Linked DNA regions of Homo sapiens: all the other regions are linked to region 3. A link is an interaction called in ENCODE POLR2A ChIA-PET data of the cell type or tissue named here. Cell type or tissue: Caco-2. All regions are shown on one strand.

Region 1 (2,500 bases), 78 kb before region 3:
TCTCTACTAAAAATACCAAATTAGCTGGGCCTGGTGGCACATGCCTGTAATCCCAGCTACTAGGGAGGCCAAGGCAGGAGAATCGCTTGAACCTGGGAGGTGGAGGTTGCGGTGAGCTGAGATCACACCATTGCACTCCAGCCTGGGCAACAAGAGTGAAACTCCATCTAAAAAAAACAAAAACAAAACAAAAAAAAAAACAAAGAAAGATCCCTCTGGGTTGGAGGTGTTCACCAACATTGGGAGCTGAGAGCCCAGGGAGGAGGATAGAGTTGGACCAGGGTGGGACTATGGGGAAGCAACAAGGGGCAGGTGGGGAAGACACTCAGGGAGTGGAGTGGACAGGCCTTACGGGAGGGGAGAGGGAGAGGGTGTCCAGGGGAAGACTCAGAGCTCTGGCCTGGGGACTAGAGGATGATGGGGCTGCCCTGAGACAGGGACAGGGAGAAGGAGCAGGTTTGAGGAACACCCTGAGGCCAGTTTGAGATGGGTCCAGTGGTTATGGGTCCAGGACATTGGAGTTGGGGATGTTCCAGGTAGATGGAACAGCCAGTGCTAAAGGACCAAGGAGGGAGGATGCTTGTGATTCAGGAAAAAGGCCAGCAGGTATGGAGTGGAGTGAGCTGTTGAAGATGAGGTCATCAACTTACTGATGGGAGATCATGGGAACTTTTACTTTTACCTTGAATGAAACAGAGATACGGAGGGTGTTGAAAAGAGGAGCAAGGATCTGATTTGAGTGTTCGCAGGGTCCCTCTCTCTGCCATGTGGAGAACACACTGTGGATGCAGGAGTGGGGAGATCAGCATGAAGGCCACCGCACTAGCCTAGGCAGGAGACGGCAGTGCCTTAGACCAGGAAAGTGGCCCAGATGCTCAGTTTGGAGGCTTTCTTGGAAACAGAGACCGAAGTCCTAACTGATCCCCTAATTGTGGATGTCCTGGCCCTCAGGAATTATCCTCACACTCCTGGACCCCCACCCCCAGCCAGAAGCTGCCTCCCCCATCTCCTCTGTCACCTGCCACCTTCTCTGGTAGCAGATGGTGAGTGGGGGGCATTCGAAGCCTCAAGCTCTCCAGGCCCTGGTAGCCATTTTTTGTATCTTCACAGATTCAAGTCATCAAAATTGAGACTGAGGACAACAGAGAGACACGCTCAGCCAAGGATGCTCTGCTCTTGTGGTGTCAGATGAAGACAGCTGGGTAAGCACCCCCACCACCTTCCTTAGGAGGTTAGGCAAGTGGTCCCCTAACCTCTGCAATTCCTTCCCAGACAAGAGCTCAAGGGGCAGCCCATGTCCTCAGGGTCAAAAAGTTACATCTGAAACTAACCAGCTGGTAAATAAAATATGTCCACTTCTCCAGCCTTGACTAATAATCCTTCCTAACATGCTAGAAGGCCAGGTTCAAATTTATTTTGAACTTGCTCTGTCACCCAGGCTGGAGTGCAGTGGCATGCACTGAATAGCTCACTGAAGCCTTGATCTCCTAGGTTCCAGTGATCCTCCCTCCTCAGCCTCCCAAGTAGCTGGGACTACTGCACCCCACCCAGTTTCAAATGTAGAACTCTTGGCCTCACTAGGCACAGTGTCTCATGCCTGTCACTTTGGGAGAATGAGGCTAGGACTTTGAGATCAGCCTAGGCAACATAGCAAGACCCCATCTCTACAAAAAGTTGTGGGGTTTTTTTTGTTGTTGTTGTCGTTGTTGTTTTTAATCACAGGCATGGTGGCAGACGTCTGTAGTCGTAGCTTCTCAGGTTCCCAGGAGGCTGAGATGGGAGGATCATTTGAGTCCAGGAGTTCAAGGTGCAGTGAGCTACGATCATGCCACTGCACTCCAGCCTGGGCTACAGAGCAAGACCCTGTCTTGAAAATAAATAACAAACACATAAATAAATAAACAAACAAATAAATAAAAATAAAATAGAACTCTTGGACTCCTCAGAGACCAATGCTGGAAAGAGGTGAACTGTCCCCAGCCTGCTCTCTTCTCTCTCTCCCCCATCCCATTTCATCCTACATTTCAAGAGATCTCACATTCACCTGTGTGGACCCTCAGTGCTATGTCCAAGCTCTGGCCACCCTCTCCCGCTGTGAGCATCTCCCTTCTGCCTCACAGGGCATACACAGGAAAGTTCAAAGTCCTTGGTCGCTTCAGTGTGGCTGAGCTGGTGGCGGGGTGGGGTGCAGGCTCTACTGGGAAGGTTCCCTTTGGCCCCCAACTCTCTGCCCTGCAGGGAGCAGTAAGACCTGAAACTCAATTGTCCTCTGTAGAGCAGCTCCTGGGAGGACGGAGGGAGGGGCAGGTGTGGGATGGAGGTGGGCTTCTCTGACTCTCATCCTTCTGGCTGTCTGTCTTGCAAAGGAGATCATGGGGACTTTTGCCATCTGTTTCTCCATGTGTCTATCTCTATATCTGCTTTTCCTTGTACTTATCTCTTCTCTCCTCCCTCCTTCCCTCCTTTCCTCCTTCCCTTTTCTCTTCATGTCTTCTTTCTC
Region 2 (2,500 bases), 76 kb after region 3:
AAAAAAAAAAAAAAAAAAAAAAAAAAAAAGGAGAGTTTGGCGTTCATCAAGCAACATTTGGAAACTACAGAGAACTAGCAAGGCAAAGACGCCCCTCCCATCCCTAAGTCCTGTACCACTATGGTTGTTGACATTTTGATATATTTCCTTTCAGCCTTTTCTATTCTCTGTGAGCTTTTTAAATGCGTGTGTTGTGTGTGTGCACGTGTGTGTTTTACATAACTGTGTGAGCAAATTGTTTATACAGCCCTGTTTTTTCCCCTCTTAAAATGTAAGCTGTTCCCCTGTTAAAACATCTTTGGATAAACACAATCTCTAATGTTTGCACTATGTTTATTCAAAAGGGCAGCATTGCCAGAGGTTGAAGCTGTTTCCAATTTCCTCCCATTATAAATAATCCCCTCATGGACCTCCTTGTGTGTCCCAGAGGAGGGATTCTTGGGCCAAAGGGTGCGGACCCTTTGGCAGAGCTCATGGTCAAAAATCTCGGCAGAGTTTCAGCCTGACCCGAAGCTAAGATGACCTCATACGGTTAAAGTGAGATTGGACTGCTATTTATTTCCTGAACGTTTGATTCATGACTCAGGCTTGTCAGGGGATCTTTTTTTTTTTTTTCTTCTGTATGTGCTTGGTTGCAAGAAACAGAAATCCATTCACACTAGCTCACGTCAAAAGGGCAAGAGAATCGCTTGAACGCGGGAGGCGGAGGTTGCAGTGAGCCGAGATCGCGCCACTGCACTCCAGCCCGGGCGACAGTGCGAGACTCCGTCTCAATAACAAACAAACAAACAAAAAAAGGGCGGGGGGTGTTGTATCCTTCAGCAAGTAAAGCTCATATTCAGCTTGGACTAGCTGTCTGCGGAGCATGTTGTTGGGGTATATCTAGGCTATGTTGATTGTTGAAATACTGAATTATTTCCGTATTGGTTGGTAAATCATTCTGTCTCAAGTCGCTCCAATGACGTCCTCCACCAAGGCCACTCTAGCTGCCCTGGTCCCTCTCCCAGGACTTCCCAGACCTCTCCACAATGCAGGAAGTAAAGGGTCAATATCGGGCACAGAAGTGAACCATGCTGCTCGGTCAGTGCCCAAAGTATTGGTTGTGAAATTCATTTTTTCTTTTCTTTTTTTTTTTTTTGGAGACAAATTCTCACTATGGAACTCAAGCGATCCTCCTGCCTTGGCCTCCCAATGTACTGGGATTAAGGTGTGAGCCACTGCACCTGGACTGCTTGTAAAATATTTGATGATTCGCCTAGATGCAAGTACCAGAACAGCTGACTCAAATGGCTTAAATTGTAAGGGGAATCTGTGGCTGGAAAATCCACACTTGTGCTGGCTTCAGCCAAAGTTGACACAATGGCTCAGCCATGTCACCAAGGACTTTCTTTTCTTTCTTTCCTTCTTTCTTTCTTCTTTCTTTTTTTCTTTCTTTTCTCTCTCTTTCTTTCTCTCTCTCTTTTTTTTTTTTTTTTTTGACGTAGTCTGGTTCTGTTGCCCAGGCTGGAGTGCAGTGGCACAATCTTGGCTCACTGCGGCAACCTCCAATTCCCCGGAATTCAAGTGATTCTCCTGCCTTAGCCTCCCGAGTAGCTGGGACTATAGGTATGTGCCACCACGCCCAGCTAATTTTTGTATTTTTATTTTTTTATTTATTATTTTTTTAATCATTCTTGGGTGTTTCTCGCAGAGGGGGATTTGGCAGGGTCACAGGACAATAGTGGAGGGAAGGTCAGCAGATAAACAAGTGAACAAAGGTCTCTGGTTTTCCTAGGCAGAGGACCCTGCGGCCTTCCGCAGTGTTTGTGTCCCTGGGTACTTGAGATTAGGGAGTGGTGATGACTCTTAACGAGCATGCTGCCTTCAAGCATCTGTTTAACAAAGCACATCTTGCACCGCCCTTAATCCATTCAACCCTGAGTGGACACAGCACATGTTTCAGAGAGCACAGGGTTGGGGGCAAGGTCACAGATCAACAGGATCCCAAGGCAGAAGAATTTTTCTTAGTACAGAACAAAATGAAAAGTCTCCCATGTCTACCTCTTCCTACACAGACACAGCAACCATCCGATTTCTCAATCTTTTCTCCACCTTTCCCCATTTTCTATTCCACAAAACTGCCATTGTCATCATGGCCCGTTCTCAATGAGCTGTTGAGTACACCTCCCAGACGGGGTGGTGGCCGGGCAGAGGGGCTCCTCACTTCCCAGTAGGGGCGGCCGGGCAGAGGCGCCCCTCACCTCCCGGACGGGGCGGCTGGCCGGGCGGGGGGCCGACCCCCCCACCTCCCTCCCGGACGGGGCGGCTGGCCGGGCAGAGGGGCTCCTCACTTCCCAGTAGGGGCGGCCGGGCAGAGGCGCCCCTGACCTCCCGGACGGGGCGGCTGGCCGGGCGGGGGGCCGACCCCCCCACCTCCCTCCCGGACGGGGCGGCTGGCCGGGCAGAGGGGCTCCTCACTTCCCAGTAGGGGCGGCCGGGCAGAGGCGCCCCTCACCTCCCG
Region 3 (2,500 bases):
GGTCCATGGGAGAAGGAACCCTGGTTTCACTGGGTCTTTCTGTCCCCCATCCCCCAGGAAGGCCACCCTGGCTGACATTGTGGAACAGCTGCAGGAGAAAGAGGCAGGCCCAGGGCTGCCTGCTGGGGTAAGTTGAGCCTCGGATGGGTGGGGATAGGAGGACCCCTTTTTCAGAGCAGGAGGCAGGATCTCAGAAACAGCCAGTGCCTAGCCCTGGCAGGACCCATTCCCTACCTGGACCCTGCAGAGACAGCATGGACTCTCAGGGTCCCCAGAATCTGAAAATGTCCCCCTTAGAAAGACGGGGCACCTACCTAAGAGACCCCTACTGCCCCTCCACACACACACACACACACACACACACACACACACACAGACACACACACACAGACACACACACACAGACACACAGACACAGATACACACACAGACACACACACACAGACTCTTCCCACATCTGTCCTGGACTCCGTATTTCTTCAGCTCAGTGGGGTCCCAAATTTCTTCATAGCCTCATACACACACACACAGAAGGAAGCCCCAGGTTTCTCCTGCAGACAGTGGGGACACGCCCTGCTTGCACCCCCACCTCCAGAGATCTGGCTGCCTCTTTCCACCACCGAGAGAGATTCCAAACCAATGAGTCCTAACAGACTCACTCCCAAGACCCATGGGGCCCTAAGAATTGGGCCTCCAACCCTGAGGTCCTCCCATACTCGCCTCCGAGACAAATGGCCCTGTAGACAGATGGGACCCCAGACCCATGACTCCCCCAAACAGATGACCCCCACACCCTCTCCATGGACAGCACCCCTCTTCCCCCTCCCTTCACACAGCCGTCGCTGCCTCAGCCACGCGAGCTTCCCCCAGGTCGCCTGCCCAACGGGCTTGAGCTGCCCGAGCGGACACCTCGGCCGGACCGGCCCCGGGCGCGGGACCGGCCCAAGCCGCGACGGCGGCCGCGGCCCAGAGAGGGTGGTGAGGGCGGGGGAAGCCGGCGCTCGCGCTCCGCCCCGGCCCAGGGCGGCTCCGCCCCCGCGCCTCCGCCACCGCCCACTCACACAGTGCAGCACGAGGGCTTCCTACTGCGCAAGCGCGAGCTCGACGCTAACCGCAAGTCGTCCAACCGGTGAGCGTGTGGGCGGGGCTTTGGAAGGCGGGTCTCAGGCTCAGGGTGACCATTGCGTGGAGCGGTGGGACTGAGGAGGGGGTGTGGCTCAACTTCAGGCCCTCCAGCAGGTGGCGGTAGTAGGTGGGGCCAGAGCTGGGGGGTGGTGGTGGCTTAAATCAAGAAAGCCAACCAATGAGCAGGAGGGGGTGTGGTTTAACGTCAGGCCCTCCAACCCGTGGGGGTAGTAGGTGGGGCCAGATGAGGGGTGGGGCTCAACTTTGATGATTCCAACCAATGAACAGGAAGGGGCAGGACCTAAGGTTAGTGCATCTAATGGATGATGGGTAGAGCTTAGGTGGGAACAGAAGGAAAATGTTCTGAAAGTGAGTAAATTGGAACCTAACCTCTTAGCAACCAACCCAGGAGTTGATCAGCTAAATAGCAAAGAGGGAGGCATCTAGTTGAGAAGGTTTCAATGGCTTGTCGTGGAGCTTGGAGAGGTCACTCAACCAATGAGTGGGGTGGGTCTACCCTTGAAGTTTCAAATTGGGGGAGGGTCCGAAAACGGGCAGAGCCCAAACTAATGAGGGTAGGGGTTGGGAAGGGGGAGTCATCTCTTACAGGTTTCCAAATGAGGGTCTAGCCATGATGTGCCTGCTCTTGGGGAGTCCAGCTCCTGCTTGTCCACCCTCTTTTTGTCCAACTGAGAGGCAGAATCTGGGGACAAGTGGAGCCAAAAAGGGGTATCACCGGCCAGTAATGGAGTGAGTCCCAAGATATGAAGTGGGCAGGACAGATTCAGATTTTGCTAGTGGAATCTGTAGGTGGTCTTTCTTCCTCGTACCTAATGCCAAGGTAGGAATAAACAAGGGCACCTAGTATGTTTTGCTTTGGGAGGGATTCCTCCAGGATCGAGGCTTTGGATGACTGGAGAGACAGGAATTCTTTATTCCAGACAGTAGACCAATAGACTTTCCTTGAGAAAGCTCCATGAGTGGGGAGGATTGAGTGGAGCAAAGGCTTATGGAGGAGACAGCTTAAGACTTACCTTCAGGAAATTCAGTATGGGAGGGGATAAGGAAGGGAAATCTCAGCCTGGGCAAAGGCTTGATACTGAGAGACTTAAATGCTCCCCTCAGGGCAGCAACAGCCTTAAGGAAGAGCATTTTAGGTCCAACTAGGGCGCAACTAGGGCGCAAAGGTCCAGAGGTAGGAAGGCTCAGACATATTCAGACCTTGAGGATGTTAATGAAGAGTTATTAGGCAGAGTGCTGCGGCTCTGCCTTGAGCCCCATCTTGTCGCTCCAGGTCGTGGGTGAGCCTGTACTGTGTGCTTAGTAAGGGGGAACTGGGCTTCTACAAGGACTCCAAGGGCCCGGCATCCGGGAG

Evidence for each region. ChIA-PET counts read pairs that join two places held together with the same protein. Peaks named below come from ENCODE experiments on the same cell type or tissue, not always from the same donor. Only the 100,000 strongest peaks of a DNase experiment are listed, where the experiment ranks them.
Region 1: POLR2A ChIA-PET joins it to region 3 with 8 read pairs; 6 of 35 experiments call an interaction of 5 or more read pairs at or near these places.
Region 2: POLR2A ChIA-PET joins it to region 3 with 8 read pairs; 6 of 35 experiments call an interaction of 5 or more read pairs at or near these places.

The regions. Positions count from the first base shown.
Region 1 is chr19:40,491,853-40,494,352 of GRCh38, forward strand. SPTBN4 (spectrin beta, non-erythrocytic 4) reads left to right here. Exons shown (of 36, transcript NM_020971.3): 5 at 1,111-1,202. Among named protein-coding and RNA genes, the nearest start is that of SPTBN4, 26 kb to the left of the region's middle. In Caco-2, no CTCF peak of the experiment used is centred here; no DNase peak of the experiment used is centred here.
Region 2 is chr19:40,645,725-40,648,224 of GRCh38, forward strand. No RefSeq gene overlaps it. Among named protein-coding and RNA genes, the nearest start is that of NUMBL, 44 kb to the right of the region's middle. RefSeq lists an enhancer at 1,760-2,500. In Caco-2, no CTCF peak of the experiment used is centred here; no DNase peak of the experiment used is centred here; H3K4me3 peaks cover 566 bases.
Region 3 is chr19:40,569,600-40,572,099 of GRCh38, forward strand. It overlaps SPTBN4 (spectrin beta, non-erythrocytic 4), which reads left to right. Exons shown (of 36, transcript NM_020971.3): 32 at 58-127; 33 at 837-1,129; 34 at 2,420-2,500. Among named protein-coding and RNA genes, the nearest start is that of SHKBP1, 6.0 kb to the right of the region's middle. RefSeq lists an enhancer at 597-666 and a silencer at 897-1,466. In Caco-2, no CTCF peak of the experiment used is centred here; DNase peaks (open chromatin) are centred at 609 and 1,222; H3K4me3 peaks cover 465 bases.